Linked DNA regions of Mus musculus: region 2 is linked to region 1. The links are chromatin loops, found by intact Hi-C in ENCODE. Cell type or tissue: heart. All regions are shown on one strand. Each heading gives the region's core, and the rest is flanking DNA. Links, peaks and the distances in the headings are about the cores only. Region 1 holds the start of Hivep3 (human immunodeficiency virus type I enhancer binding protein 3). Region 2 overlaps Hivep3 (human immunodeficiency virus type I enhancer binding protein 3).

Region 1 (15,693 bases), core at 3,779-11,778:
GTCCAGTATCCCTCATGGTGATACATACAAAAATCCTCAAGAGAATGTTTATAAGTAAAACTTTGGGCCATTGAGATGGCTCGGTTGATAAAGGGGCTTGCTCCCTGGCCTGGATGACTTGAGTTCAATCCCAAGAACCTACATGATGGAAGAAGATAACTGATTTTTAAAAGTCGTTCTCTGACTTCCACATGCATGCTGTGGAATATGTATGCTCCCCAAAACATAAAGAAGCAAATATAATGCAAAGATCTTTATTTAAAATGAAATGTAGAACTCTTATTTGTATGTATATACATCCTTTTATACATACATATTACTAAGTCAAACCTAATAATAGTGTATCTACATATGTTTAATATACATAAATGCTAAGTGGGGTTTATCCTTGGGACTCAAAGATAGTTCAGGGCTGGGAAATCTAAGTAATTTTACATGTGTACAGAACCAAGGAAGAAAAACCATATGATTATTTCCGTGTTCTTAGAAAAACACTTGGAAACGTCAATGTTAATTCATGGTTAGAATTCACAGCAGAGAAGGATTAAGAAGGGGACTTTCTTGGTCTTGTAAGAGGTATTTACAGGCCGGGCATGGTGGTGCACGCCTTTAATCCCAGCACTTGGGAGGCAGAGGCAGGCAGATTTCTGAGTTTGAGGCCAGCCTGGTCTACAGAGTGAGTTCCAGGACAGCCAGGGCTACACAGAGAAACCCTGTCTCGAACCCCCCCACCACCAAAAAAAAAAAAAAAGGTATTTACAAAGGATGGCAGGCAGGCAGGCAAGCAAACAAGCAAGGAAAAAGCTCACTCCTAACAATAGACCTAATAGTCAAAGACTAAACACTGTTCTCTCCCCTAATACCTATCCAAAATCAATACACTGTGACAAGAGAGGGGATTAAATGTATAAAGATTAGAAAAAGTATAAATAAAACCACATCTATCAGCAGACTGTTTGACAAAGAACTTATATATTTAAAAGTCCTAGGATTAATAAGTTTAGGTGATAGATGATAAAGTCAGTCATATTTCTTTAAAAATATTTTTTCATTCTATGTGTGTGAGTGTTTTGCCTGTGCACCATTTGTGTACATTGTCCTTGGAGGCCAGAAAAGGGTGTTGGATTCCCAGGGACTGGAGTTATAGATGGTTGTGAGCTGCCATTGTAGGTGCTGGGAACCGAACCTGGGTCCTCTCGAAGAGCAGCCAGTGCTTTAGCCACTGAGCCATCTCCCAGTCCCAAATTTATATTGTTAATATAAATTTCTTTATATTTGAAACTTAGATGCCTTTATAATAACACCTCAAAATCAAATTAAGTATTTGATTTTATAATTCTAACTCTAACATTCAGGATATGTCTGTTAAAAACTAGAAAAATCACTGTAGAATTGCGTGCAGAAGACACGGAAAGGCCCCGACTATCTCATTGTACCGGAAAGTAAGGCAGTGCTGACTGCCACCGGTAGGAACAGGCTGAGTACAGGAGCCAGTTTGAAAGAGCTGCCCATGGCCTAGATGGGAAGAATTTGAATCAAAATTAAATAAGGACGTGCTAGGTCATAACTTAAAGAACAAAATTCATGAATCTGTCATGATTAAAAAGTACTGAACAGCCGCCATGTTCCATGGGAGGAAAATGAGGGTCCTCCTTGATGAAGAATCCTGATGGCTAATACAGAGGAAGGAGGGGGAGAGAGAAGGGCGGGGAGGGGAAATCACCTTCAGGATGCTACAGCTGGCCGTATTTACTGCAGACAGCTCACCACACAAATGCCCAAATTACTGGGTGAGCAATCACCAGACATTTGAGATTCCCTGAAAATACTCAATGACAGAGAGAATGAGACACTTCTCAGTGGAGAAACCTAGCAGATGCCACCAAGGTTGGCATGGCCAATGATAAGACGAACAGACATGGTGACGGTATATTGATACAGAGTGGGAAATATGGGTCATCGTTTTATACTAAGAGTACTGACAGCTCAGGAGAGTGGGGTTCGGGAAGTTTCTCTACCACCTCGTGAAGCTGGGCATTGGCCTAGAATGCCAGGTGTACCGGCTAAGCCTTTATTGTTTCAGTGTAAGTCCCTTCTTCCCTTTCTCACCAGCTGAGGAATCAGCGGGGTACAATCTTACATGGTGTCACTCATCCCTAAAGGACTTTGTCTTTTAACAAAACTGTCTGGGCTCATCTCTCCACATTACACCTTGTTTGTTTCATAGCTCATCAGGCACATGCCCTTGTCATGTCTGTGGGTCAGAGGGCAAGCGTGGCTGCCAGGAATCTACTCTAAGGTACTTTGGGTAGGAGAGTTCGGCAGTTGGGAGAGCGGTTATGACAGGTGTGCAATGTTTCTGTTTATCAGTAATTTGACCTAAGCTGACTCAAGACACTTTTATTTTAAAAGGAGCCGTCATCATCCTATTTTATTTCTTACGGGACACAGCACTTCTATACTAGTCCTGCCCCAGACTCCTGAGTACAATTTAATCATGAGTAAGTGCCAGAAAAGTCCAAACGGGGGACAGCCCACAAAACCTAAGCAAGGCTATTCAGAAGGACAAGAGGCTTCAGAGCCAAGGTTGAGTGGTAATACAGGTCCCAGGAGACAGAGGAGGAGCAGCAGCCCAGAGTGGCATCACTGATGCCTGGAAGATAAGCTGTAATGTAGCTTTGTTTTGTATACATGCTTGTCAGACATTTCCTCTTATGTAAGCATTAGAGAAAACCCCGCCATTCAGTTAGAGGTGTTGCGCCAGTCAGCACCACTTTCTTGATTTTGATTGTTATTGTGGTTACAGAGGATGCTAACAATGAGGCACTCTAGGGGAAGGGTATATAAGACTCTTTGTAGAAATCTTGTATGAATTAAAAATGATGAAAGAGCTGGGTGAACTTTAGATAAAATAGGCCCTGATGAAAGAGGCAGAGGCCACCTTGTCTCCTGGGGGGCTGTCATGATCTACAGGACCAGCTTGCAGTTCCTGGGCACTCCCATGACTCTGCTCCTAGGACTGCAGTTTGAGAAATACTGTGATCAAGTCAGCTGCCCCATTCATTTAGAGACATCCTGATTTCTGCATGCTCTCTTTTTTAAACATTGTTTTAAAAATTAATATGTCTCTACAAGCATTTTAAAAAAAGTGTACTCTCTTTGTCTTTCCAATTGAGAGATGAGCCCCCCCCCTCCCCTCCTTTTGTTGACTGATCATTGGAGTTAGCTATGCAGGCCCACATCCCACCATCTGACTCCACTATTCTTAACTAACAGAACTTTCTGCCTCTTTTAAATTCAGTATACACAGGCTTTGCTTACTCCTGTTATGTGCATTTTAGTTATGTGCTTGGTCCCTAAAGGCATGCTAGGTTTTGATCCCCCACGATAAGTTACATGAATTTGCAGTGTTTATTCATGACCTTTCCTTGTTACGGCATTGTTAATGTTGTTATTTCAGTATGACTGAAATTTCACACCCTGCTCCTGTGGTGCTATAGAGTCCTCTGTAGCCATGGCCGAGCATCTGTCTGTAGAATTTTGGGATGGACAGTGGTCATCACAAAAGAACCTCACCCACCCCAACACACACACACAAGCTTGGCTTAGCCAGGGACCACAAACTTATCAGGAGCCAGGTTGCCTGTCTCAGTACAGCAGAGGCGCTCTGAAACATGACTGCTATGCATGGGATACTCGAAGTGGGGTCTCACTAGATGGGTGAAATAAGCAAAGTTAGACCTTATGAGTCACTTGCTGAGCAAACTGTCTGCCTTTGAGTTGGTGCTCTAGAAACACCCAGGCTTTGGACTGTTAGCTCCTTTTCTTGTTCTGTGCCCTGCTGAGTGCATTCAGGCTATGCTTTTGGTACACTGAATCCATGGTGTGAGATCTTGGTATCTGTCTAGTTGATATTGGGTCTAGTGACATTTTATAAGGGGGCTGTGGCTTTCTAAAGCTGAGGCCTGCACTAGTTCTTTACTGGGATTGTCAGAATTGGTCATGGAACGTGAGTAAGATGCCGGGTTCCTCCTGTAGAAACTTGAAAGTGTCTGTCTCCCCCTAACACTCCACAGAGTTTTCAATCTGTGTTAAGTATAGACTGTATGCTGTCTGTACTAGTCAGGGTTCTCTGGAGCAGTGGTTCTCAACCTTCCTAATGCTGCAACCCTTTAATACAGTTCCTCATGTTGTGCTGACCCCAACCATAAATTTATTTTTGTTGCTATTTCATAACTGAAATTTTACTATTGTTATGAATTGTAATGTAAATATTTTCAGAGATATAGGTTTGCTTAAGGGTTCATACACCACATGTTGAGAATCACTGCTCTAGACAAACAGAACTGGTGGATTAATATATATTATGAAAGAAAACTCCATAGACTGGAACATGATATGAACTGGAGAAACTAGCAATGTCTGTCTCCCTCTTAGGAGATGAGAACTGGGGGAGGTCGGCTATAAGCCTGGATACCTCCAAAGCCCTGTTGGCACTGAAGGCCTGAGTGGTTCCTGGAGAGCTGCTGGTTTTCAGTCCACATGGGAAGCCAACAAAGGTGGATCCTTGTGGTGATTTGAATATGCTTTGCCCATGGGAAGTGGCAACATTAGGAGGTGTGGCCTTGTTGGAGGAGGTGTGGCCTTGTTAGAGGAAGTGGACTTTGAGATCTCACATATACGCTTAAGTCTGGCCAGAGACAGTCTGGCTGTAGTATGACCAAGATGCAGAACTCTCAGCTCCATTTGTTTACAGCACCTTGTCTACCTGCACACTGCAGTGCTTCATGATGTTAATGGGCTGGACCTCTGAGACTGTAAACTACCTCCAACTAAATGTTGTTCCTTATAAGAGTTGCCTCAGTTATAGTTTTTCTTCACAGCAGTGAAACCCCAACTAAGACAGTCCTGATGATGCTTTTGATTGCAGTGAGCTAGGGAGAAGGAGACTGGGGAGGGGGTCCCTAGGGCAATCAGGCTTAGCCTACTCAATGAGTTCTAGACCATAAAACAGGTACCAGCATCTGATCAATGACACCCAAAGTTGTCCTTTGGCCTTCACACACATGTGTGCACACACACTTGTACAAATGCATGTCATGTACACATATGTACATGCCTACCCTCAAAACCTAAACCTATACTCAATCTAAAGCAATTGAATGGTCAAAATATTTAATAAATGAGCTAGCAATGAGGAGGCTGTCAGTGTGAAGACTGGATCATAGAAAGTTTGCTCTTCTTCTTCCTCTCCCTCCTCTTCCTCTCCCTCCTCTTCCTCTCCCTCCTCCTCTCCCTCCTCCTCTCCATTCTCCTCCTCCTCCTCCTCCTCCTCCTCCTCCTCCTCCTCCTCCTCCTCCTCCTCCTCCTCCTCCTCCACTTGCCTCTTGGTTTTGACTTGTCACTTCCTTCCTGCACACACTGACACAGCAGTCCTCCTCACTGCATTGTACTCAATCTTAATCAGCTGTTCTGCTGAGTGGGTTAGTGAGCCTGGCAACTGAACTGCCCTTTGAAGAACGTTATGAAACTAGAAAGGATAGTACGCACTTAGGGCAACAGAATTAGGTCCCAGTTGTCAGGGCAAAATGATGGGTTTATTCTTACAATATAATGTGTAAGTGGGATAAGTAAATGTAAGGTTATGGTGTGAGTGTAGACCAGGAAAGAGTGTGACTCAGTAGCAGTAATTACAGATAGATAGATAGATAGATAGATAGATAGATAGATAGATAGATAGATAGAAAACCAAACAGATTGATCAATCAATAGATAGATAGACAGATATAAAGAGCAATATAATTGTATTGCTTTCATCCCCAGATTCAATTGTTGTCCCAAGGACTTGAAAGAACTTTATAAACTAAAGATTACTTTCCTTCTTCGAGACTGAGGATAACCAAGACTGTATAGAATGTTAGCACCACAGACCCAGGGTCCTTTGTCTTCCTGCTTAGTCAGTCTCATCCACATGAAGTCCAAGCCTGCATTCCAGAGAACAGGAAAGAGAATTGGAGGGAGAGTGTGATCTTTCCCTTCAAGGACTGATCAGAAAACTACTCAGTGTACATGAGCTTGCAACTCAGAGCTAAAGCCTGTCCCCAGGACACACCTACAAGGAATGCTGAGAAATGTAGTCTTAGGTGGTGAATAGCTGAGTTACTACTAAGATGGGAGGAGAAGAATGTATGCTGATGGAACTTTAGCAGGCTTGAAATAAAGCCAGCATGCACATCAATGTAGTCTTACTCCCAGAAAAACCTGAGCAACTGTGTATTGTACTGAGAGAAATATAGAAGTCTCTAGAATGAGATAGCTAGCTTTCCCAGAACAAAGAACAAAACAGCAAACATTTAGTTTTGACCAGTCACATACGGTATTTGTCACAATTTTCCCCTGTGTTTATACTTTTATGATCCTTCCATAATGTCAAATGCACACTTATCATGTGAATTGTCCAAATCAGGCTGTCCCAAGGGCTGTAGTTTGTGTATATATGCTTAGTAGAAGCATGGTGGTCACATCTAGAATGTAGGAGTCTGTGTTCCAGGGAGCTGGTGAATGTACGGAGAAATGCAGGTGAGCCAAAGATGATGACCAGAGGCATCTCAGCCTGGACCAGCTCACATTCCCGAGGACTTGATCAGCATTCTCGAATAGTTGAGGAATATTTTGGTGATTAGGAGTGACTCAAATCTTGTTTGTATCAAGAGAGAAGAAGGAGAATTGGTAAGAGAAAGTTCTAGAAGGCAGACCAGAGTGCTGAATATTCAAGGGCTTTCTAGTTATTGCTTTTCACTTGAGAACCTATAATCAGGCATGTTATATAGCTAGCCTCAGTTTATTCTCCACAGCGCCAGGAGGTAGGTGTCACCATTATGTCTCATATTAGCTGATTTTATTTATTATTATTTATTAACAAAATTTCTGACAGAAACAACTTATTAGATGAAAGGTTTTGTTTTGTTTTGCTTATGGTTTGGAAGGGTACAGTCCATCACAGCAGAGAAGGCATGGTGGGATTCATGGCAGCGGGGGTGTGTGGCAGAGACCCATTATGGCAGACAAGGAAACAGAGTGGCCAGAACTAGGGACCACACCCTCAGAGTCCCCTCTCTAGTGGCCTACTTCAGCCAGCTAGGACTTACCTCCTAAACTTTAGGACCTAAGGCTCTTCAGCACCACCCCTTTTCCTCAGTAGCACCAGAAACTGGGGTGAGTGTTCAAAGCATGATTCTGGAAGGCACATTTCCCTGTTCAAGCCACAACACCTCTGCTTGACAACTGAGAAAGCAATATAACCCAGGTTACAGTAGCCTTAGCCACAGCTACTCCCTACTGCCCCCTTGTGTACAAATTAAATGTCTTGGATATGTAAATCCTGGAGTAGTGCCTGGCACCCAGTAAGAGGGAACACTTACTGGAATCCCTGCAGTTCTCACTGCGGTGGGTTTCATAGTCTGTGACTGAATACCGTGAACTTGATGCCGTCAGATGACATGTTCACCTGCTCGTAATTTGGACATCTGAAGTCTTCAGTCCGTTTCACTGGGTGGTAAGCAAGCGTTGACAGGGACAGTGCTAAGCTCCCTCCAGAGGCTTGAGGGGGATGGGGGGGGGGGGGTCAGGTGTGTGTGTGGATTCTGTTCTTGCTTTTTCCTACATTTGATGGCTTCTGACTTGTCCTGGCCTGGCTGCATCCCTCTGATCCTGACCTCTGTAATCCCATGACTTCTCTGCCTGCTTCCTGTCTCTTACAAAAGATCGTTGTGATTCCAAGCAGAGTTCTCCTAGTTTGTTTAGAATAACCTTCCCATATCCAGAGTACTAATTTATTCACATCATTTGTATTAAGGTAAGGCTCATTTTCCAGGCGTTAGGTAGCACATATCTGTGGGGGGCATTGTTTAGCCTTTCCCAATGCGATTTTGCATAGACTGGATGACCTCAGATTTTCTTTACACTATTAGAAAATAACTTTATGGCATCAAGTAAACTATAATATCTATCTATCTTTTGAGGTCTCTTTTTCTGAAAAAAGATTTTAAATAAGGCATGGGTTAAAGGAAATAATTCTTTTCAACAAGCCATAGACAAATACTATTATTATGTTACTGGATAATGATTTCTTTGTTCTACGGATTTAAAATTCAGCCTTCATGTCTTACCTTCACATGACAAACTATAGTCAAATTGTTTCTTGGCCATATTCAGTCCACCAGCCTGTTTTGCAGGTTCTGCAGTGTGAGGCTCTTTTGGTTATTGTAACACTGAAGTGTTATGTATTTCTAACTGGCAAATAAGCCTCTTCTTCCTTTTCTGGTTTCCCGGCCAGTGGCCCTTCTCCTGCTTTCTTTCTCGTTGGGTATTTCAGCTGTACTGGGTACGTTATGTACACCAGCATTACTCAGCACTCAGGATGCCAAGGAGGGAAGAACTGAAGCTTAAGGCTAGCCTGGGCTACATAGCAAGATACCATCTCTAAACAAACATCCATCATCAACAACCTCCGTCCTTACTGTTACTTTAACGTGGTATTTGGAAGAAGAGCCATTCTGGAATTGTCTACCCTACAAAAATGATCCTTTCAGTCTTGTTTATCATCATCATCATCATCATTATCGTTATTATTGTGAATCTGCTTCTGTATCTCCATTGAACATTTCTCAGTTTTATTAATATATAAGTTTAATTCTGGGACTTGTATTTTAAAAACAAATAGGTGGTGGCTAGTAGGTAAGAAGGTAGACTGGACACTGTAGAATGTTAGTAATAATAACCAATAAGAAAATAGAACAACTTAGAACCAAATACTCTATCAAAACTTTGTAAACTGGAAAGTCTGTCTGTCTGTCTGTCTGTCTGTCTGCCTCTCCCTCTCTGTGTCTCTCTCTCTGTTCTTTTATAGGTAAGTGATGAAATCGGTAGCAGGTGATGTTACAGAAGAGAGGGAATACTACATATTTAAATCATTTGACTCTCATTTCTCAAAATGTTTAATAATTATGTGCTGTCAATTCTGTACTCGACTTTACATTTTACCTGGCTTCATTCCACATTACATTTCTTACATAATAACCTCTCTTTGTGTGAGTTCATTTTCCTGGCCTGTTTTCACCCTTGCTTAAGCAGAGATCTTCAAGTTACCTACAGAAGCTTTTCTTAATAAAGGGTATGCCAGTGATGCCCTGTCTCTATTTTATCGTCACACAGAGGGCAATGCTAGTGTGACAGCTAGTGTGGTTTCAGTGCATTTCTTTGGAGTCCCCAGTAAGCATTGTGCGGGTGTATCTGTGAGCCGCATTTTAGAAGGGGACCAGAAAGTCATTCTGAGTTTATTTCTTTTACGCAGTCAGCTCCTTCTCCCTTCTGAGTACGTTTGTGGTTGTGTCTCTTTGCTCTTGGGGTTCTGCATCTCTGAATGTGTTTGCTTGCTCAACAACGCTGCTGCCAGCACACCTTGTGACCTGCATCCAACTCTTCAGCTGAAGGGGACAGCCTTTTGCTTCTGTGTTTCTGCTTCTCCTTGGTGCTGCTATTCCTTCAGAACTCCTGCTGGGTAATCCCAACCCCTTTGCACATGCTCTGTGCTTTATCTGGTTACTGAAGTCTTTTATCCTTCGTGTGTGTGTGTGTGTGTGTGTGTGTGTGTGTGTGTGTGTGTGTGTGTGTGTTCCTGTGTGCATATGTGGAGTATTTTTAGTGGCCTCCAAGGGAGCTGCTACCTACCCTGCCTGCTCCTCCTCATTTTTAGTTCCTACTTATATCAGGAACAAAATTCCCAATTTGCAAAGAAGCTCTGAAAAAGCTTCCGTTTCTAGCCATTCTGTCTTTAGTGAGCTGGTCTTGCTCCCCATGACCTGATCTGTCTCTGCATTTCTTTATACCCATAAACGTCCTCCAGCCTCCATCTTCTGAGCCTGAACCTTCTAGGACCCTTTCCTGGGAACCTATGCAATGACTTCTTCAAGGTCTGTGCAGAATCTTCACAAACTTTCCTGCCCCGCACCTCACGACTCTGAATCTTTTACTCTTTCAAATGCCTACATCTTGATGGTACAATCCTTTGGTTTCCACTAGGACCACTGACATTTTGGTCACATAAGTGGTTTTTTGGGGGGGGGTAATGAACAAGAAAACATAGGAGCCCCCTTTATCATTCACCAAACCAATGGCCTATATGTGGAATTAGGGGAGGAGTCTAGAGCTTCTAGCTAGAGAGATGGGGCTTAGCATTGGCAGAGAACAGGATGAGGTATGACTGAAGTGTGGAGCTGAGTTGCTTTAAATCTGCAGAAGACAAGGCTCCTGTGGGTCTCTACAAAGACAACTGAGTCTTAAAAAGCTGTGGGCTTCAGAGTGCATGAAGGCCAAGCAGGGGCAATTGAGAGCTGGGCCCTTAAAAGAGATTTGGAGAGGGCCCAAATCTCCTTCTGAATTCCTGACAGCTTGACCATATTATGATTCTTGCTTGATGCTGTAGTGTTAGAGGGAGAGGAGCAGCAGAAAATAAAAATTGTTTTCTCGAGTCTTCCTGATTTTTTAATGTGAAGAAAGAATGCTTTCGTCAGGAACTCTTCCTGGATCTTTCACCAGGGATAGAGACATCTTTCATTTTTTCACAACATGCGGCTCCTCTTCCTTTAACACCACAGTGGCAGACACTCCTGCCTCCTTTGCACCCCCCCCCTCCCCAGGTCTGGGTAGAAGAGAGGCTTTGAGAAGAGTGACAGGCTCCCTGTGGTAGGTCTGTGCCTTGTCACCAAGCCTCCTAAGCTCAGGTCTGTGGTAGCCACAGGAGAGCTAGCTCCATGCTGTGTGGCTGGTGACATTTCCGGCTGCCAGTGCCCAACCAATCAGTGACAGACTCAGCTAGCCAGGACGATGACACATGAAATATGATAATTTTCTCTAAAGAGTCTGGGAGGGGAGGGGGCTGGTTTTGGCTGGGAGGGTGAGGCAAACAGGGCTAGGTAAGAGAGAGCCAGGCATGGGTTTCAGTGGTCTGCCTGGCAGGACCAGAAGAGGAAATGAGAGCTGGGGCTAGAGCTGGAGGGACCTGTCCTAGAGTGGCCCTAGGCACAGAGTGATGGAGGAGCCTGCTGATGGTCAGGAGCAGGAGGCAGGTAGCATGCCCGGGATGATCCTCTGGGGCTCTTGGCTTGAAATAAGGCTCTTCCTTTCAAGTAAGAGTAAAGTTACTTTTTGTTTTTTCTCAGTGGTACCTCTTTAAAAGCTAAAACAAAACTGGATTAGATGCCATCTGGGTGGCTGAAGTAGTTGGCATGCACAGTTTAGGCTGGGGGTGGTTTATCTCCCTGCACTGTTGTTCAACCTTCATGCTCAACTTTGTTCCAACCTCCCCCCCCCAGACCCCGCCCCCCCCAAAAAAGTTAAAAACAGAACAATGACAGCAATGAAACCTTGCTAACAAAAATGTAAAGAGGAGCCAGATCAGAATAGTCAAATACCAAAGCCCAGGTGGCAGTTTCAATTTCCGATGTAAGTAGAAGAAAACCTGTCCTAGAACGGGAACTGGGGCTGAATCTCAAGGTGGATCAGAAATGGTGCCAGAACCATCCTGTGGGCTGGGAACACCTTTCAGTTCCCTGAGACTTGGGCAGGGCAGGGCAGGGCAGGGCAGGGCAGGGCAGGGCAGGGCGGGGCAGGGCAGGGCGGGGCGGGGCGGGGCGGGGCGGGGCGGGGCGGGGCAGGGCAGGGCAGGGAGGCATGCTCTGGGATTAAGCTGGAGGTGGAGGGTGAGCTTCAGTAGACACTTCACTGCCTTCAGCAGTGACACTCTGGCCCTTCAGGAGCAATAAGGGACCCCAGAGGGGTGACCCCTGTTTTGAAAAGTCTGCCGAGAGTCTGACCTATTAAACATGAATGTTTAGAAGTGTTCATGTGCAGTGCTATTCATCATTGGGAAGCCCATCATGCAACAAACATGTGCTTCGCATATATCCTGTATTTGCATATGTTTCTCCCACCATGTAATGTATTATCCATGTGTGCAGATATATGGATGTCAATGAACATTGTTACTGCCTGCTATTTGCCCTGTGTGGCAATAGGCCTGGTGCTGCCTGCCTTCTTTCAGTATTCCCAGCCATGCTATTCAAGTGATAATTGGTGTACTGTATCTTTAAAAGGTTAAAACCCCTTAAAAAAAAAAAAAAAAAAGGTCTGGACTCCTAGTGGAAAAGACAAGCGGGGCATGGGTTGGCTCTGGATTCAGAAAGCAGCTGCTGATTAGATTCTGTGTCTGCGGGCTGAATTTATTCCGTGTTTCCAGCAGGAATTCAAGAGGGATGCTTCTGTTTGGGTTTCTGATCGTGATTTATATTTATTCAGAGGAATAACAGAGGGTGGATCTGTTCCCGGCGCGAGCATGCTCACCACCAGCCGACTCTCCCATTATCCCCCTGCCTAGTTTGGTGCTCCAGTGTACATGAGTATTCCGTGTGCATATGTGTGTATACAAACACGCATGCACGCCTGGATGGACAGACATACGCACAGGTTATTTCTTAAGAGCAATTCCTTCAATAAGGTCTTTACCCCTTACTTGAAACAGGTGTTTATGAAAAAAAATGCACAATATCCCGACTGACCGGAATAATTGAAGAAGGGTGCTGGATCCGTGGGTCAGAGAACACACAGGACCAGCTTGCTACCCCAAGGCTGAAGGTAGGGGACTCTGGGTTTTTATTCCGCGGATGGATTCCTTGCGCTTTATTTTTCCCTGATTGTGTTTTCTCCCGCGGCCGCCACCGGGAAGTGCCACAGTGCTGGGATTCCATTTTGTCGCTGCCTTTCTCACGCCAGGTGTCTGGGTGGCGGGGCTGGCAGGGTGGCCACAGTGTGCGCGGTGGTCTGCGCGCTCGGCCTGGCTGGGGGAGCGCGAACCTCAAGTGACCCCCGCGCGTCAATCACTCGCAGCCGTGGCTGGGCTGTAACCCTGTGCGCGCCGCGCGCCCCCCGCGATAGCTCGGCTGCGTTGCGCTGCAGACCTGGCTCCTGGGCCAGGCTGCTGCTCTAGGAAGGGTCAGGCCCCAGAGATGTCTATTAAGTGCTTGGTAGAAGGATCATTTTGGTCTGATGCTGGGTGCCAGGACCGAAGGGAGAGATTTTTCTCCCTGCTCGCAATCCTGCCACCCCCTGAAAACGATTCCACGGGGGTGGGTGGGGGGTGAGGGGAGAATCACACCTTGTCAGTCCTCTCCCCAAAGCACACTACACCACACCAAACTGAAGTGGGAGTGGGGGTTGGGGGAATGTCTTGCCCTGTCACTAATAAAGCAGGTGCCCCTTCCTAGATGTCCCACATTTCACCATATTTTAAAATGGGAACACTGCTGGTGACAAACGGCCCCTGGGGAGGTGATGGGCAACCAGACTGGTGGCTGGGACAGAAGTAGTGGAGTAGAGGAACTCAGAGATCTGTATGGACTTCCTTGAAGCTGGCTGGTTTGGTTTATACTGCTTGTCAGGGTCAGGACCCTTTCTGTGGCTTGACCTGCCCTTGAACTTTGGGGACAATGTTTGCACAAGAGCCTGCTGGCTTAGAGGAGTGGTACTGTGGTCCTCTTTGTGCTTTGCATCTCAAAAGTTCTGGCAGCCTTTGGTTTTGCAAGGCGGTAGCCAGGTGCCCCGGAGATATCAGGCATGTTTTGATTTTTTTTTTTTTAACCCAGGCTTGCCTTCTGTTGTTGGGGTGGGGGTGGGGAGTGGAGGGATGGGAGAATGAGAACAAGGCATTTGTTGAACTAACCTCTACAGAAGTGTTCTCCAACCCATGTTTATGTAATTATGTAATCCCAACTAATGATCAGACCCAGTGCCCAAATACTAGCATCAGCCCTCTGCACTCAAGTTGGGTGCTTTTGTTGTTTATAATGTCTTTATGTAATTATGTGTGGGATGACAGCAGGAAGCATGTGGGGACAAGGAAGAATCATTTGAACAATTTGAGGGTCAAGAACACAGGCAAAGAGCAGGATTCTTGCTTGAGGACAGAGGTCTCAGAATTGGGTTGGTGTTGATCTCAAACTTTCCCACTGATTTCTGCCCAGGTGATGCTTGTCTGAACTTTGTGTTGTAATCTCACCCCTCTCTGTTCATGGAGAAGGATATAGCCACCTCTGCGGGGCCCTCAGGTTCCTAACTCAAGAGGATAAAGGACACTGGGTCTAGGGTAGCCACTTAGGTGCCTCCAGAGGAAGGGCCAAAGAAAAGTCTGTCCTGCTCGCTGTGGAGAGTTTTTCTCTGGGGTGGAGCGAGCCCCATGTTGGTGGATCTGCTTGAGTGCAGCCTTGGGAGCTGGATGCCCTTTCCATCCTTGCATTGCAATATTGGAGGTTTTACAAGGTAGGAGGATAGCTGTCCTGTGAGGAGCTCTGCAGGCAGGAGAGTTTAGTTCTCCCTTCCACCCAACTCTGTAAAGTACCCACAGTCCACAGAGCTCTTAATATAGAGACCGAGATCATGTTCCTTATCTGTTCCTCCTGGGGCTGGTGGGCAGGTTTGTTAAACTGGTGACTACATCTGACCTCCTAAGGCTAAAATTATTTTCTGGTCCTCAAGACTCTGGTACAGCAGTTGGCTGGTGGGGGCGGGGGTGATGGGAGCGTTGTTGCTTTAAAGGCTAACTGCTACTGTGCGCTCTGTAGATCAAGATGTACTCAATTGGCACTATTGTCAAGCTGTCTCCGCCCATTGTATTACAGCAGTGGCCACCCTCCTCAGAGTGCAGAAGTGTAAGCTGCTCTTGGACCCCTGCCAAATGAGCCAGGGAGGCATTTAGTGTGTGAAAGGTTCAGGCAAGAGGAGATACATTTAGTCTGAAGTCCTGGCAGATTCCAAGATTCAACTTGATGGAAGATAACATTAAGAAAGCTGTGTGACAACTAGATAGCTTTCAACTTGTCTTTCTTCCTGCTCAGCAAGTTCCTTGGTGTCTTTCAGGGTTTTATTTATTTATTTATTTATTTACTTATTCCCCTAGGCCCTGACAGACCGGTTTCCAGTCTACTACCCAGGGCACATTTTACCACTCCCTAACTGTACCAGGACAGGCAGGGCAGGGAACCTGGCTCCCTGAGCAAGCAGCTCTGCTCTTCGTCTGTAGCACTGGTGGAAGGACTAGAACTTTGAGAAGAGGATGAGATAGATCAGAAAGTACCCTGAGCTCTGCAGCTGGGAGGCATTGTAGGTGCCACCCAGTCTGGACTGCACAGCCGTGAGGTGTAAAGCAGAGAGACAGCCATCACCAGGCTGTGGGTGTGAACTTCACCCTGATTCTATTGTTGGTGCGAATTTCAGACCCTCTTTCAGGACTCAGCATTTAATTTAAAATTCTAAGCGCCTTGCTAAATGCACTTAGAAAATCTGGAGAAATCATTAAAGCTGGGCAAAAGGGTTAGGGAAGTTTTTTTAACCAAACATCAGTAATAATAAATATAATAAAGCTAGAAACAAGAGAAACTGAAAAATTATGTCTAAAGGCTATAAGAATCCAAAATGTGGACTTTTAAAATTAGTAGAAGCATATAAGCAACTTAATAAAATGTTATATATTTTGATGCATCTTTTGACCCGTGTATACCAAGAGCAGTTTAATGGATGTTTTTGTGCCCTGTTTAAGAAGGCAGATGGATCAGGAGCACAAACCAAATGAGTTGTTGTTGGTTT
Region 2 (15,693 bases), core at 2,774-10,773, 100 kb after region 1:
TGCTCTCTTATACAGAATGGGTAGCACATTGCTTACATTCTGTGTGATTTAGTTGGTGGGATAAGCAATCAAAAGGCCCTGCTCAGGAGGCAAAGAGCCACTCCTGCTGTTTCAGACTCAGGTTTACGTGGATTTCTCCAATTACTCAATCCATCAAGCTCTTGTGGGTGGCTGGGAGACTGTCTGTGAAGCATAGGGTGAGACCTGGCTGTGAAATGCTTGTGGCTGGCTTTTGGTCCTGAACACTGGAGCCGGAATAAGTTAGCCTGGCTGTGGTGTAGGGAGATGCACCCACATGCATCTGGTGTGCACACTGCAGTTCCTCCTCACCAGATGAGCATATTGTTTGGACACTTCTCCTCTGGAACAAGGCACTTGAAGACTAATTTATAGGCTTGGGACAGGTGTGAACACTGGTGGGCTGGTGATGTTGGCGGTTTGTCCTCCGAGCCCCTCCTCTCCCTAGTCTCTCGCTTCCACCCTCCCCACCAACCCCAGCAAGCTCATCTCCTGTAAGCTTGTTGAGGATCTACTGTACAAGCCCTGGAGGATGCACTCATAATTAACCCTATACTCTAAATTTCCATGGGTAATTCTGACTAGAGTGGCATTTAGTCTGTTTGTAAGAGTGGGTTAGATAGACTTTCAAATTCTGTTTGACTTGATGTTTTTATAAAACATAAATCCATAAATTAGGAAATAATCATGTGTCAAGTCACACAGCAGACATTTGCATGTAGGAATTACAGTTGCCATGCACCAGTGAGAAGGATGGGGGAGGAGCACCTGCATCTCCTGGTCTACTTCAGTCCATGAGAAGAAACACCTGCATCGAGAAAGGACCTGGTCCAATTACTATTGATTTGTAATATTTGGCAGGAACATTGTAGGGTAAGTAGAAATGTATGGACGGTATCTTTGGTACCTGTTATTTCTTTTCCTAGGCCTTAGAGTCTTTAATCCATCCCAAGTCTCTCTTATTAATATAAAAGTCTATCTCAACAATCAAAGGAAAAGACTCATTGCCCTAACATGGTGATCATTACAGAGGCTGGACAAGACCCTCACACCAGTCAATCAAGGATTAGCCAGAATCAAAGAATGTTAAGACTTCTCAATAGCCCTTGAACAGCATAGAATCAGCCTCATTCTGAGCTTCAGACTAGATGTCTTAGCTTTAATTCATGCTAATAGAAGAGCCTATTGTTCTGAGGCAAATAGACCGAGTACAAATTCAAAATCCTCCAGGCGTGGCTCTATGACCATGCGTATTCCTTTATAAAATGGAGGCAGTAATACTCAGTTCTCCAGTTTTGTAAAAACTGAGTGGTATCCCACAGAAGCCCCCGACACAGTACCTGACCTACAGCAATATGCCACAAACAGGAGTCCTTGTAGCAGTCACCACGGAAGCCTGTGGGCTGCAGTTCCAGTTTGCTATGGGCAGAAACCTGTTTTAAATAATAGATGTTACTTGTAATCTGGGCAACAGTCCCATCCCACTTCTACCCCCGAATCTGAAAAAAAATAAAAGAAGTGACCTTTACTAAGTGCTTTGGAATTTTGGTGGAAGGTTCTGTAATTGCTAGTTAACTGGCCGGGAAACCAGCTCTTGTGCAGTAATTGGAGGTGTGCGGGTCAGGACATTTAATTATGGCCTGGCCGCCTGGAATAGAAACCTTGCCACCATGACAACACCTTTTCCACATCTGCCTGATTGAGTCAACAAATTGTTGGGTCCCAGCCCAGACTCAACTGTGGTCTCTCTCCCCATCCAGAGTCTGTCAGTTTGGTGGGATCATCAAGGGTCAGCTTGGGGGATACACTAGGAAAGACATATACCCCTGTTTGGTGAGGGTCAGGGGGGGTGATTGCAGCTGGGTGAGGTAGAGACTGAGGAGCTGGACCACTGGGTAACCAGAAAGAACAGTTCAAGCCCAGTTCTACCTTGGTTGTGGTTTGGATCATGAGTAGATTGCCTGCTCTCACTGGGCCTAGTACCTTCACATATATAACAAAGATAACAAGAGTTCAGCTGACCCTCTCTGGCCAAAGATTCTGTAGTCAGAGCTAATCAACCACAGGTGACAATAGTTAGAGGTGGGGTGGAGGTGTCACACTGATACCGAACCAGCACAGACTTGCTTTCCTCCCCCTTTCTTCCATAAAAGAGACGGTCCAATAGCCATTTACAGAGCATGCGCTCAGCATTTGAGAGAAGTCGTCTAGAGATGATTTCACAGACCAGAGAGGCTTGTGTGGATATATTTAAATGTTATGCCATTATGAAAGGGATTAGAAGTACCTGTGGATTGTGTTCCTCCGGGTCCTGGAGGCAATCTCCAATATATACCAAAGGACAAGTAGTCTCACCTCATCCTTATCATGAGGACTCAAAGTAGTAATGTCAACCAAATGCTCTAAACCATTGCAAATGCCCTGTGACTGTGTGGTGCTGGCATGAGGGTTGTGACCTTTGTGATCTTAGAGCAGCTATCATTCTGGGTAGAGTTGTGAAGCAGACACCTGAGGCCTTGGGGGTACCCCCTCCTACTCAGCCTTGTGCAGCTGGAGCCTCCCCATCCCACCCAAGCACCTTTGCACCTGCAGTCTGTCCCCATCACCTCCTGACCAGTCCCCCCCAACACGCTGTTCAGACCCAGGTCACAGACATCATGAATTCCTTCCAGACCACGCCTCCAGATAGGATTCATTGCCCTTCTTTGGTTTTCCTGTTTATTTTTCAACTAAAAATATCAGCTCCTCTCACACTCGACTATAGAGGCTCACACCTTGCCCCAGGTGAGATACCAGGCTCTTTCGGTCTCTGCTCTTCGCTGTTTGCTGCTGTGCCTGAGAGCAGGGGCTCAGTGGTGTTCTGTAGGGATGGTGTCTCAATGAAGGAACCTTCATCCCCCTCCCTCCATTGTCCCTTCCTCTGTCCCCCTTACCTGTGGATGCCAACCATGCTGTCTCTTTCTCTTACCTGTCATTCAGGATGAGTCCGCGCTGTGGCAGCCTGATAGAAGGAAGCTGGGAGCCCTGCTTTCTGATTGATACATTCCACTTTTAATTAGGAAACACGTCATAGGGCAGTGTTGTATCCTCCCCACCCCCACCCCACCCAGTTTTAGTTTCAGTTACCCCTGGTTCAACTGTAATCTGAAATTTTAGGTGGAAAATTCTAGAAGTAAACAATTTACTCATTTTAAATGGCATGCTGTTCTGAGAAGCTTGGTGAAATCTCTCGCCATTCCATTCTGTCCTGCCTGGGTCACGAATCCTCGCTGCATCCAGTGTATCCATACGTGCAGGGTATGGTCCCTACTCTCTGGCCTTAACAGACCAACAACTGGGTCATTGCAGGGCTGGGTTTAGGTCACTCTGATTTTACTTTCTTTTTTTTTCCATTTTTTATTAGGTATTTAGCTCATTTACATTTCCAATGCTATACCAAAAGTCCCCCATACCCACCCACCCCCACTCCCCTACCCACCCACTCCCCCCTCTTGGCCCTGGCGTTCCCCTGTACTGGGGCATATAAAGTCCGCGTGTCCAATGGGCCTCTCTTTCCAGTGATGGCCGACCAGGCCATCCTTTGATACATATGCAGCTAGAGTCAAGAGCTCCGGGGTACTGGCTAGTTCATAATGTTGTTCCACCCATAGGGCTGCAGTTCCCCCTAGCTCCCTGGGCACCTTCCCTAGCTCCTCCATTGGGAGCCCTGTGATCCATCCATTAGCTGACTGTGAGCATCCACTTCTGTGTTTGCTAGGTCCCGGCATAGTCTCACAAGAGAGAGCTACATCTGGGTCCTTTCGATAAAATCTTGCTAGTATATGCAATGGTGTCAGCGTTTGGATGCTGATTATGGGGTGGATCCCTGGATATGGCAGTCTCTACATGGTCCAAAACAGACCCAGATTATGAGCGTAGTGATGGAGATGAGGCAGCAAGGCATAAACGCAGTAGGGCCAACTGCTCTGGTACTGTGGTAATATGCCTAGAGGAAAGCCAGACATCCGTGGGTGTCATGGAACAGATCTGCCCACCATGGGGAAGAGGGTCTACCGTACCCATCCTGCAGCTGAGCACAGAAAACAGTATGCAGAGAGAGAGAGAGAGAGAGAGAGAGAGAGAGAGAGAGAGAGAGAGAGAGAGAGAGGAGAGGCAGTTATGGGTGGGTAGGCAGAAGAGAACAAATGACATCCCAGTAGTCTAGGACAGCCCCAGTGACCCTGAGATGATGCACTCTGCAATTCTAAGAGACATCATGTGGGGGTGGAGGAGAAGGTGCTATAGAGACGTCACTTGTCAGTAGGCTTGTCTCCCACTGATGCACTCTGGAAGGAAAGCACAGCTGTCCCACTGACTCAGGCCCCAGCCCAGGCCAGTTGAACCACGTGCCTTCCATCTTCCTTACAGCCTCCGAGTGAGGTGATGTGATCCAGTGCCACCCTTCCCCGTGGAGCACAGAGAAAAACTGAGATTTTCTTCTACTTGCCCAAGATCCCCAAAAGTGTGGGTGGCACTGTAGGGACTCATTCTCAAGTCTGTGAACTCTAAAGTGATCAACCTCTGTGTCCTCTCTCAGAGAGGAGGTGGTGGATGGCGTCGGGTTGGAAACAACAGCCAGGGGGTTTTTAGGATGGTCTATCTCATAGTAAAGTCAGGGGAGTGACCCTAGCTGGGTTATCTGAGGTTTGGGCTATCCACAGTAAGAGGGGGACAGGTGGGAAAGCCCTGAAGACAGCATCTGATCCTGGCTAGGGACTGTAGGAAAATGAGGTGTTTGGGAAACAGGAGCAGCTTTTGGAAAGGGATCGAGGTGAGCTCCAAGAGAGGCATGGGCTCTCCTGTGTCCCCCCACTGTGTGCTGCTCCTGCTCACATGACTGTCACCCTCTGTCCCCCCCCCCACTGTATGCTGCTCCTACCCACATGATGGTCACCCTTTGTGTTCCTCCCCCACACTGTGTGCTGCTCCTGCTCACATCCCTCCACTGTGTGCTGCTCCTGCTCACATGACTGTCACCCTCTGTCCCCCCACTGTGTGCTGCTCCTACTTACATGACTGTCACCCTTTGCTCATGGATCCCACAATGCACTAGAATCTGGGAACCAGCAGATGTCCCTCCGCACATGCACCTGAAGGCCCAAAACAAGACAGCCTAGAAAGAGATGACCCCTTCCTTTCCCACAGTGCCATGGCTCCTCCTTGAAGGGGTCTCTCCTCTCTCAAGCCTTCTGTGGCTGACAAGATGACTTAATCAAACCTTCTTCTTGTGCCATCTCTGTCCTCATTGTAATCCCGGGGAGCGGCAGAAGAGGGAGGAACTGCTGTTGCGTTCTAGGCTACACAGGGGAGAACAGGCTCAGGTGAAGAATCCCAAACTTGTCTAAGGTTAAATGCCACTGTCTCTTTCCTTTACACCCCTGGCATCAGACTAGGGGTGTTTAAAAGCATCGGGCCAATCAGATCCCAAATGGGCATATTACATAGTTTAGATCCCATGTACTCTAATGCTATGAGCACCAGAGGGCTGGGAGGGAGACTGGCCTCATGGTTGATGTATGCCCTTGCTTGATAGGATAGTTGGCCTCCTTTTCTTCTGGAAACTTCTTACAAAATTAGTTCTTCCACTTGCATTTTATGCTGTCACCACTTTCTAACAAATGTGTGTATGTGTATGTATGTTTGGGGTTATGTGTGTGTGTGTGTGTGTGTGTGTGTGTGCATGTGTGCTTGGGGTTATATGTGTGGTGTGTCTATGTGTGCACATGTGTGTGCATATGTATATATTTATGTGTGTGGTGTGTATGTAAGGGGGTTGTATGTGTGCACTTGTATGTATGGTATGTGGTGCATGTGTGTATGTTTGTGTGTGTAAGGATGGGAAGTAAGTTAGGGACTGAGGTGTACAGTTCAGTGGTAGAGTACTTGCCTAGCATGATCAAGGCTCTGAGTTCTATCTCTAGCACTGGAAGAAAGAAAAGAACATAAGGATTCGATTGGCTATGTTCTGCAAAGCATTTGCTCTGACTGGCCTATCAGAGGATGCCACCGTTGAATGCATCTGCATTTTTCTAAAGAACTGAGTTTTATGAATTGAGCCATTTAAAATGCCATAAATAGTGTAGAAGAAGCTGCCTTCCACAGTGAATTATTTGATGACCTAAAGGAATCAATTTCCTTCTCTCTCCCTTTCCCGTTTTTTTTACGTGGGAGCTGTGTTTCACAGACTGAAAGACCATAACAATGAGTCCAGGATGAGTTTTGGACACTGGGGGGGGGGTCTGTTCTGCCTCCATCCTACATGTTGCTGTGTTCTGGCTCTGCTCCATCATGTCTTTCTTGTTCTGAGGCCATCTTGATGGCTATCCAAGCAGATGGGGGTGAAGTGAGGTGGCCAGTATGGAGGGTGGCAGAGATGAGCCATTAGTCCTCACCTAGAGCCTTCTCCATGATTGAGGAGATGGCAAGAAAACAGATAAGGTTCAGAACTGTGTGCTTCCCCAGGAAGGTGCAGACAGAGCCTCGAGGACCTCCGGGAGGGAAGCCTTCCCATGCAGAGTGGCTGGGGAGAAGTCAGGTGTGTACAGTCTAAGTGGGAGTGGCTTGCTTGGTCATGCTTTTCTTACCTTATTCCTGATAGAGATGTGAGAAGGTGCATTCTATATGAAAGGAAAAGGAAGTTGACATGGAAATCAAGGAAAATACAATAGAATCATGGGGCAGGGCAGGGCGAGACATAAGCCTGCTAGAGATGATAAGTCAATTTGGGTTAAGCAATGACAGCAAGAGGGAGAGGCTGGTCACTTGCCGGTCATCTCATCCATGGGGTCTAAGTGTACTAGATGCAGAGACTGAGAGGCTGCGGAGAGCTGACACACAGCAGGGGATGCTGAGGCACCGTGCTGAAGGGTATCGCTGAGGTAATCATGGCCTTCCAGGAAGAATGCTTCTAAGGGAATGCTGCCAAAGAAGAGTGTTCTTGGCCAAGGAAACAGCATGGGCCGGGCTCCATGTCTTTGTCAAGGTCCAGTGGAGGGCATGCCTGCTGTCTCTTGTCAGCGTGGTCCTTAGATGGCATGACCCAGTGGGTCTCTGGGGACTTGTGAAAACAGTTTGAGGGTAGATGACTTTGCACAGGTAAGGGGCCACAGGGAGACATAATGCTGGATATGAGAGACTCACTCTATTTACATGCCAGGGACAAGACAGGGGTCAGGGCTTCTGTGGCCCTTGTGGTTGGAACTGTCAGTAGCTGGACCAGTGCCTGAGGAGGTGGAACCCGGGCAGGTCAAGAAGCCTGATTGGGTAGCCTACCTCCTGGTCTCAGCCCACATACTCCGCAAAGTCACCTCTATAAGGGCACTCCCAGGCATTTTTCTCACGAAATTGAAAACAACAACACATGCTCTGCGACCCATCAGGAAGCAAGTGGAGAAACCTGAGCTGCCCCACGCTCCAGCCTCCTATTTTGGGGGCTTTGTCTGTTCTATTTTTGAGGTTGGTGAACTGGTTTCCTGTTTGTTATAAAACGGGTGTTGTCACCGTCTGGGTCTGCCCTAGCTCTGGCCTGGCCCAAAAGGAGGTGGACTCAACATCTCTGCCTGGGGTCAGTTCTGTTCTGCGCTAAGACCAGAGGGGAGCCAGGATCCACACAGTCTGGGCACCCGCTGGCTGGCACACGAGGTGGGCAGCGAGCATGGTGCGGGCTGTTGTACTCCTTCTCGTGGTGCCCTCGATCCCTTGCCATTCCTGAGAGACTAGCTGCACATCATAAAGAGGGATATTTCATAATGGAAGGCCAGGCAAAGCACGAGGCTGGGCCTTAGAGGAGATCCATCGGTGTCTGGAAGGATGTCAGAGAGGAAAGTCAGAAACCTCCCGCTAATTGGCACTTTCTAAATGACTGTCAATTTTTACAATTTTACAACCCACTTTTTCTTAAATTATCATTGATCATTCTCACTGATAAGGAGCCTGAGGCTCAAGGACCATGGATTCAGTGTAGAGCCCTGGACCACAGCCTCCTTCTCCCTCCCTGCCCCCACCTCATTTTGAGTGAAGTTGCAGTGGACAGAAGAGCTTGGGAGGCGGCAGGGGTGGAAAGGGAACGAACTTGTGGTCTCTAGCTACTGCTTTCCCAAGCTGCTTGGGTACTTCCTAAATGACCAGGGAAGTGGTGGCCCTGTGTCAGAGGACAGAGTGACTCACAGGGAGGTGACCCAGCTCTCCAGCCAGGAGCAGGGAGGGCTTAAGTTCATAGACACTTTCTCCCAGAGCAGCCAGAGGGTCAGGTCCCAAAGGGGTGTCTAGGTCATGATGTCTCTTCTGCATTTCCCAACTCCTTACCTGCCCCCCCCCCAGCCTCTCACCCCTGTTCTACCCTCTGACATACCCACACCAGAGTCTCTAAACTCTTTTCTTTGTCTTTTGAGATTAAAACAAAAAAGAAACCTTCTAGAAGTATTGGTGTCCTTGTGGGCTGGCTCTCTCATGTCCTTGGTAGCTTAGGGTGGTTTCAGCCTGCATCTGGGCTCCAAGCACATTATAGTATGGATAGCTGAGATGTTTCATTGCATATTCCTCAATGGCTGATGCTCACACTATACAAGCTTCTTGCTAGAGTTTCTGCAGCCACTCTCTAGAGCAGTGGTTCTCAACCTTCCTAATGCTGGGACCTCTTCATACGTTCCTCATGTCCTGGTGACTAGTGGCCATAACATTATTTTGTTGCTATTTCATAAGTATAGTTTTGCTACTTTTATGAGCTGTAACGTGAACGTTGGCTATGTGGGATAGCCGATAAGTGGCTGGAAAGGTTCATGACCCACAGGTTGAGATCCACTACTCTAGCAGCATTCTTAAGACTCAGTAGCTCTAGTTCTCTGTGTAGTGCCATGATGGGGCTGGACAGGACAGATCAGGAAGAACGACATCACTCTGGAGACTGTGGAAGAAGGACAGAGGAAACCTCAGAGAGGAGGGGAGTGATGATTCCCAAGGAATTACCTGTGGCAGGGGAGGGGACTTTTGCTCCTTGCTATTGTGCCTTTATGTGAGGTGTGTACATGTGTACGTGTGTGTGTGTGTGTCTGTGGTGTACACGTGTGGTGTGTGTATGTGATAGGTGTGTGTGGTATGTAATGTGGTATGTGTGTAGTGTGTGTGTGTGTGTGTGTGTGTGTGTGTGTGTGTGTGTGGGTGGTGTGCATATGTATGTGTGTAGTGTATATGTATATGAGGTGTGTGTGTGTGTGTAGCATGTGTAGCGTGTGTGTGTGTGGTATACATGTAGTGTGCATATGTGTGGTGTGTATGTGTGTGGTGTGTGTATGTGTGTGTGGTGTGCATATGTATGTGTGTAGTATATATGTATATGATATGTTTGTGTGTGTGTGGTGGGTGGTGTGTGCGTGGTATATGTATGTGTGCGTACAGTGTGTGATGTGTGTTTGTATTCATATACTTTTGGGCTCACATGTGTGCAGGCCTAAGTATAGTTTTGTTGACGGAGAGTTTAGTGCCTTCTTCAATCACTTCCTACATTATTTGCTAATGCTCATCTAGGACTCATTGATTAGACAAGTCTAGCTACTCAGCTTGCCCCAGTGATCATCTCTCTCCACGTTCTGAACTCTAACTCTGGGATCACAGGCTGCTGCCCGGCTGCCACCTCTGCCCAGCTTTTTACATTAGCGTTAGGGATTTGAACCCTGGCCTCCACACTTGCACAGTAAGCCCTCTATCCATGCCACCATCTTCCCAGCCCATATTATGCCTTCTTCATCCTCCTACCCTGCACTAAGTCCTCTCTTCACCTCCTCCTCCTGAAGTCCCTGCCTCCTTAGGGGCTCAGGATAGGCTCCCTGCACCTTCAGACTTTAGTCTCCCCTCTGACCCCAGGAAAATCTAAATGGCACTGCCTCTTTCCCAACCCTCTTTCATTGTGCTCTAAGTTCTTTGGGGCCATCATTTAACTCCACCTGGTAATTATGAGAGTGCAGATTGCATTAATCATAGTCTCTTTTGCCCAGTCACGGTTCAGGGCTGGATAATGGAGGAGAAAGGGAGGGGAAAGGATCAGAAGCAAAGGAGCTAATCTCTTCCTTGTTTCAGGGAAGGGACTGCCCAGGACTTCACGGAGAAGGCAGAAAGGGCCCAGCCCAGCCTAGCCCAGCCCAGCCCAGCCCAGCCTCTCACCTCCAGCAGCCAGTGCCAGCTCTGTTTTGCAAACAGCTGCTGTGGAGCTCAGTGGCAGGCAGGGGCCACAGCAAGGCTTCTGTGCTTCGGCTTCTGACCCACCACGTTCAGAGTGTGTCCTTAGCCATGCTGTCATGCTTGTTACCTCTGTGTGGTAGCCTCCTCGGTCCTTGTATCCACAACACCCAGGGAGCTCTGCAGACTTAGTGAAGTAGGTGCTGCCTTGCTTCTGTAGGTTCCCTACAGAACCAGAGAGGAACATCAAACTTTATTTACCTAAACATAAATTAGAAATGCCGGGCCGGAGAGATGGCTTAGCGGTTAAGAGCACTGACCTCTCAATAGCTCCCTGCTAGGCTTTGTGTTCTATTTCCCTTCATTCGTTTGTGTCGCATGAAGATGGTCCCAAACTCAGTAGGCTGAAGCTGTGACATTTATGGCTCCCAGATCTGGCTGATAGCTCTGCTGGTCTAGGATAGACTCACCCCGCAGCTGCATTCAGCTGGACTGGACAAAGAAGAAAGTCCCACCCACATGCGTCCGGTCTGGGTGCTGGCTCCAAGCTGAAGCACCTGGTGACCCCCACATGGATTCTTACCCACCAGCCATCATACCAGATTTCCCCACAATGTGCTGGGCTCAGGATTCCCAGGACAGTGAAGCTTCTAGGACTCTTACAGCATGGCCATACCTGGTATAGCACTCTCTGAGAGAAAACAAAACTCAAGACCACTCGGGCTCCAGGGGAGAGAAGCAGGCCCATGTGTGGAGTAAAGGAGTCCTTAGTCCTGTTGACCAGCACCTGGGACAGCTCAGCCCTTCATCCCAACCTTTCTTTGCTTTGAGAGAGCAAATGAACCTCCTGGAAGCCTCTGCACATGGCTACTGTGGACACATTATGAACGCAGTGGATCAGCAGTGCAGGCACCAATGCCTGGGTCCCTGGCTGTCCCTGAGCTAGGGAGAAGCTGTTTGCAGAGCACAACTGCCAGAAGGAATGAGGACATATGCCCTCCAGACTGATGCAGGCAGCCCCTGGACAGGGTTGTGTGGCCCTCCTCAGGTACCACTCAGTTCAAGCTGGAGGTTTCTGTCGATTCTTCCTAGCATGAATCTTGTGAGAATTGGCCCACCGGACCTGGCTGTTTTCAGCATAGCATCTCTTAAATTGTTTTTTTTTTTCTTTTTTTTTCTTTTTTTTTTAAAGATTTATTTATTTATTATATGTAAGTACACTGTAGCTGTCCTCAGACACTCCAGAAGAGGGAGTCAGATCTCGTTACGGATGGTTGTGAGCCATCATGTGGTTGCTGGGATTTGAACTCCTGACCTTCGGAAGAGCAGTCTGGTGCTCCTACCCACTGAGCCATCTCACCAGCCCCATTTTCTTTTTCTTTTTCTGAGTGATGAAGTTGGTGAGGGATTTTCTTTGTTTTGCAAGTAACAAAAACTAAATTTTACAAGTTTGAAAAATAGAAGAAATATGTGGAAGGAAAATGGGAGCCTGTCATGAAATTGATAGGAGGCTGCAGAGAGAGCACAGGCAAGAAACACACATTTATAATCCAGAAAAATGCTAGCAAGGCATGGGGCACATGCTGCAGGACACAGACACTGGTGTGCCATCGTCATCCTAAGGCAGCTGACCTGAGAGGATACCAGGGACAAGCACTGGAGAAGATGGAACATTATAGACAAACCCACTGAGGTTCACAACCAGTTAGTTATCTTGTTAAAGGACCTGCCAATAGCTGGAGAGTGTCAGGAGAAAGAAAGGAGAGAGACAATAGCATCATAGTCGTCGTCGTCGTCGTCACCACCACCACCACCACCACCACCACGATCCAGAAAATGGAGGTGGACTGCAGACAGTGGATGGCTTTAGCAGACTTTTGTGGAGTTCAGCCTATCCTGAGGCTAACGTTTCCTGGATTTGATATTCAGAAGACAGGTATTCTAGATGTCACTTGGCTCAAAGAACCTATGGCTAAATAAGCATGGGAAACGCACATGTCATTAGGAAGATGGGCAGGCTATGTCTTGGAAGATGAGCAGGATTTGAGAGGGGCTGACACATTCTGTGGAAACAAGGGCAAAGAGCATCTCGGTCCTGGACAGAAACGCTTAGTGTACCCTGTGTCTGTGACAGACAGGGAAGGGTTTCTCCATGCAAACATCAGAGTGAATGCCTGCAGGTCACCAGGATGAAGCCCTTGTGCAAAGGGCTTGTCTGGAAACAAATGAGAAAGCTTATGAGGCCCTTGACCTCAGTGCTGACTCTGAACTCACTTAATCTTGCCATTTAATCTTGGGTGTCAACTTACGGGATCTATAGTCAATTAAGAGGCACACCTTTATGTGCATCTATGAGGGCATTTCTGGTAAAGATTACTTGAGACACAGACCCTCCCTAGAGTGGGTAGCACCTTCCAGCAGCAGTTTAGATATGAGGATGTCTGGGGACAATGTTACTATTTTTCCTGCCCACGTCCCCTCTTTGTTGGTGAGTGCTTCTGGCATCCTTCGCTGACATTGGGACCCTGATTCTTGAGCCTTCTTGTGTGAACTGAACATCATCGGTTCTCCAGGGATCTGTGGGCATTCAGCACAACCTGTGGGAAAGCTCAGTCTTCCAACCCCGTGGACTGAGCAGCTCCTGTGTCCTCAACCTCTCCAGTGTGCAGAGAGCCATTGTTGGACTACCCAGGCTGTACTGTGTAAGCCAACCTAACCGATTCTCTTTTTAAGACCTATTCACTCTATGGATCCTCTAACAGAATGCTGACTAATATACAACTCACATATTTCTAGATTTGTTTTGATTACAACCCCTTTGTTTTACTAGGCTTTTGCAGAAACGCCAGATTTCCCCAGAGGAATGCCTTTGGCTGCAGTGACTGGGTATCTCTCCACTCCGGCTTCTAAAACTGCAAATAGTTCCCTACTCGAAGTTCTCTTTCATTTAAAAAGTTAATTCATTATTAATTAGATTTTCTGAAGCCGAGTTTGATGTAGCCCGGGCTGGTCTGGGAACCACTACTTTGTGGCTGAGAATGACCTCGAACTTCTGATCTTCCCTCCTCCGTCCCACTGCTCAGTTGCAGTGATTATAGATGTGCCTCACCTGCCTGTTTGTTTGTTTTGTTTTTGTTGCTTTAAAGATGTATTTTTATGCATGTGAGTGTTTGCCTCCATGTGTCTGTATGCCATGTGCATGTAGTACCTCCAGAGGCCAGAAGAGGGAAGTCATAGCCCCTGGAACGGGGTATCAATGGTTGTGAACTATTGTGTAGATGTTGGGAACGCATCTCTGCAAAGGCAGCTGAGCCATCTTTCCAGCTGCCTGATAACGCGATGGAAAAAGGAAGCCCACTCCACGCTTGGATGATTTGAGCTCAAGATAAATCATAAGATTTGTTATTTGCAAAGCAGTATTTTTGTATCTTGTTTTGAGTAACTGGATAAGTGAATACTTAAGGGAGGCAGAGCAGATCTATACAGAATCTAGAGAATACTCACACTATTCCCCTTCCAGCAGACGGATCCCGAAGCTCCTCCTCTTAAAACCTGGCTGAGAATCCTGATAACAGCTGAGAATCCTGGCAGATACCACCTCAGCCACGATCAAGGTTAGCATCACCAGTTCTAGGCCTGTGTCCCTGAGAGTAACTGGAAGAGAAGGGGTCTTCACTTCTCAAGCGTCCTTAGCCCAGACTGGGACATCACACCATCCTGCACAACACCACACAAGGACACTTCAGATGCACCAAGGTGTCCATGACCAGCCAGGGGACAGGAAAGAGACAGTTAGGTGTAGTGCGAGTCCCTGGCTTGGATTTCAGGATAGAAGGAAGACTTCTGTGGGAAAGATGTCAAAATCCAAATAAAACCTGGAGTCACATTAGGGAAATGTGAGTTGTGGGACTATGGGACCTCTCTGTGATTTTCCTACAATTCTAAAATTATTCCAAAAATTACAAAATGTCTAAACAGCCTTTCCAGCAATGCTCAAAAAAAGGGGAAAAGTAAGTAAATATAAAAGCCTGGTAATAATTTTTCTAAAATAACAAACTAACCTGGGCGTGGTGGTTCATAATCCCAGTAGTCTGGGGGGGCGGGAGCTGAGGAAGGAGGGACTTTGAAAGTGGGCAATCTAAATGGCCAGCCTGAGCTACATAGAGATATTTTTTAAAAACAAATAAACAAATAGAAAGGCAAGTTAAAATAACGAGGTGGACGTTCATCTGCTATGTTTGCAAGCTCCTTTCATTGCTATTCTTGTTAAATCTGAATGTATGGGGGAGGGTGTGAGCATCCGGACACAGCCCATGTTTAGCGTGTGCTTTGTCAAGAGGCATCAAATAGTTGTACAGCTCTACTCCTAAGTTCCTCTTCTAGGAAGCCATGCAAGTAAAATAACCGTGGATGGCGATAAGGACTGCCTAGGAGGACCCTACTTTTTGCTCTGCTTTCTCTAAAAGTTAGAGTCCTTTGCTTTAGTCATTTGCTCTCCTTAGGTATGTGCCTGAGTGCGTGTGAGTGGCTGTGTGTGTGTGTACGTGTGTCCATGTGGTGTTATATGTATGGTGTGAGCACATGGTGTGTGATGCATGCACCCATGTGCAAGCATGCAGAGGTGACTTTCCCTGTGGCTTGTTGATGTATTCTTTTAGAACAGAGTCTCTCACTGAATCAGAAGTTCACCATTTCAGCTAGGCTGAGCTGGCTGGCCAGTACTCTCCTGCCGTCTGCCTTGTCTCCGCTCCCAACACTGGGGTTACAGGCACATGCAGCTGTGCCTCTCTTTTTATATGAGTGCTGGAGATTTTAACTCAGGACCCCATGATCGTACCCACTGAACCATCTTCAAGTACTTTATAATTTGACCTTTTGATCTGTAGCGTAAGATCTGGTCCCAGTCCACAGGAGGAGGCATTTGTGGGTGATATCTTTTGGTTCTTGCACTCTCTTGGCTCTGTATGATCAGTAGGATGGAAGTGTTTTCCAGCCTCTGAAACGTTTTTTTAAAAGATTTATTTATTTAGTATGTACAGTGTTCTGCCTGCATGTGTGCATGCCAGCAGGTCAGAAGAGGGCACCAGATCTCATTATAGGTAGTCATGTGGTTGCTGGGAAATGAACTCAGGACCACTGGAAGATCAGTCAATGCTCTTAACCTCTGAGCCATCTCTCCAGCCTCAGCATCTGAAATGTTATATTGTCACAAATCGGGGGATATTGGTGTCAGGCCCCCAGGCCTCGGACACTTTTGATGTCCAGGTGTTCCTCGCTAGCTCCCTTCCAGGGTAGGCAACCTGCACTTGTGATTTCCACTTGGCTGGAAATTATCTTTCAGCCTCCAAATATGAGAGCTGGGACCCTAAGACATGTGATTTTCTAGTCGAACCAATCCTTCTCCGCTCTGTTATTGGTATTGCCTTGGTTAACTGATTAAAGTCTTGAACCATCCATCAACTCAGG

The links. Peaks named below come from ENCODE experiments on the same cell type or tissue, not always from the same donor. Only the 100,000 strongest peaks of a DNase experiment are listed, where the experiment ranks them.
Region 2: it touches region 1 in a loop (2.1-fold over the local background); 6 of 42 quality-filtered maps call a loop at or near these places.

Annotation. Positions count from the first base shown.
Region 1 is chr4:119,802,101-119,817,793 of GRCm38, forward strand. Hivep3 (human immunodeficiency virus type I enhancer binding protein 3) reads left to right here and starts at 12,578. Exons shown (of 9, transcript NM_010657.3): 1 at 12,578-12,690. In heart, for the core only: a CTCF peak has its summit at 7,349 (motif pointing left); a DNase peak (open chromatin) is centred at 10,891; H3K4me3 peaks cover 133 bases.
Region 2 is chr4:119,904,242-119,919,934 of GRCm38, forward strand. The region is part of intron 1 of Hivep3 (human immunodeficiency virus type I enhancer binding protein 3); the gene reads left to right. Among named protein-coding and RNA genes, the nearest start is that of Hivep3, 97 kb to the left of the region's middle. In heart, for the core only: no CTCF peak of the experiment used is centred there; DNase peaks (open chromatin) are centred at 7,050 and 7,310; H3K27me3 peaks cover 843 bases.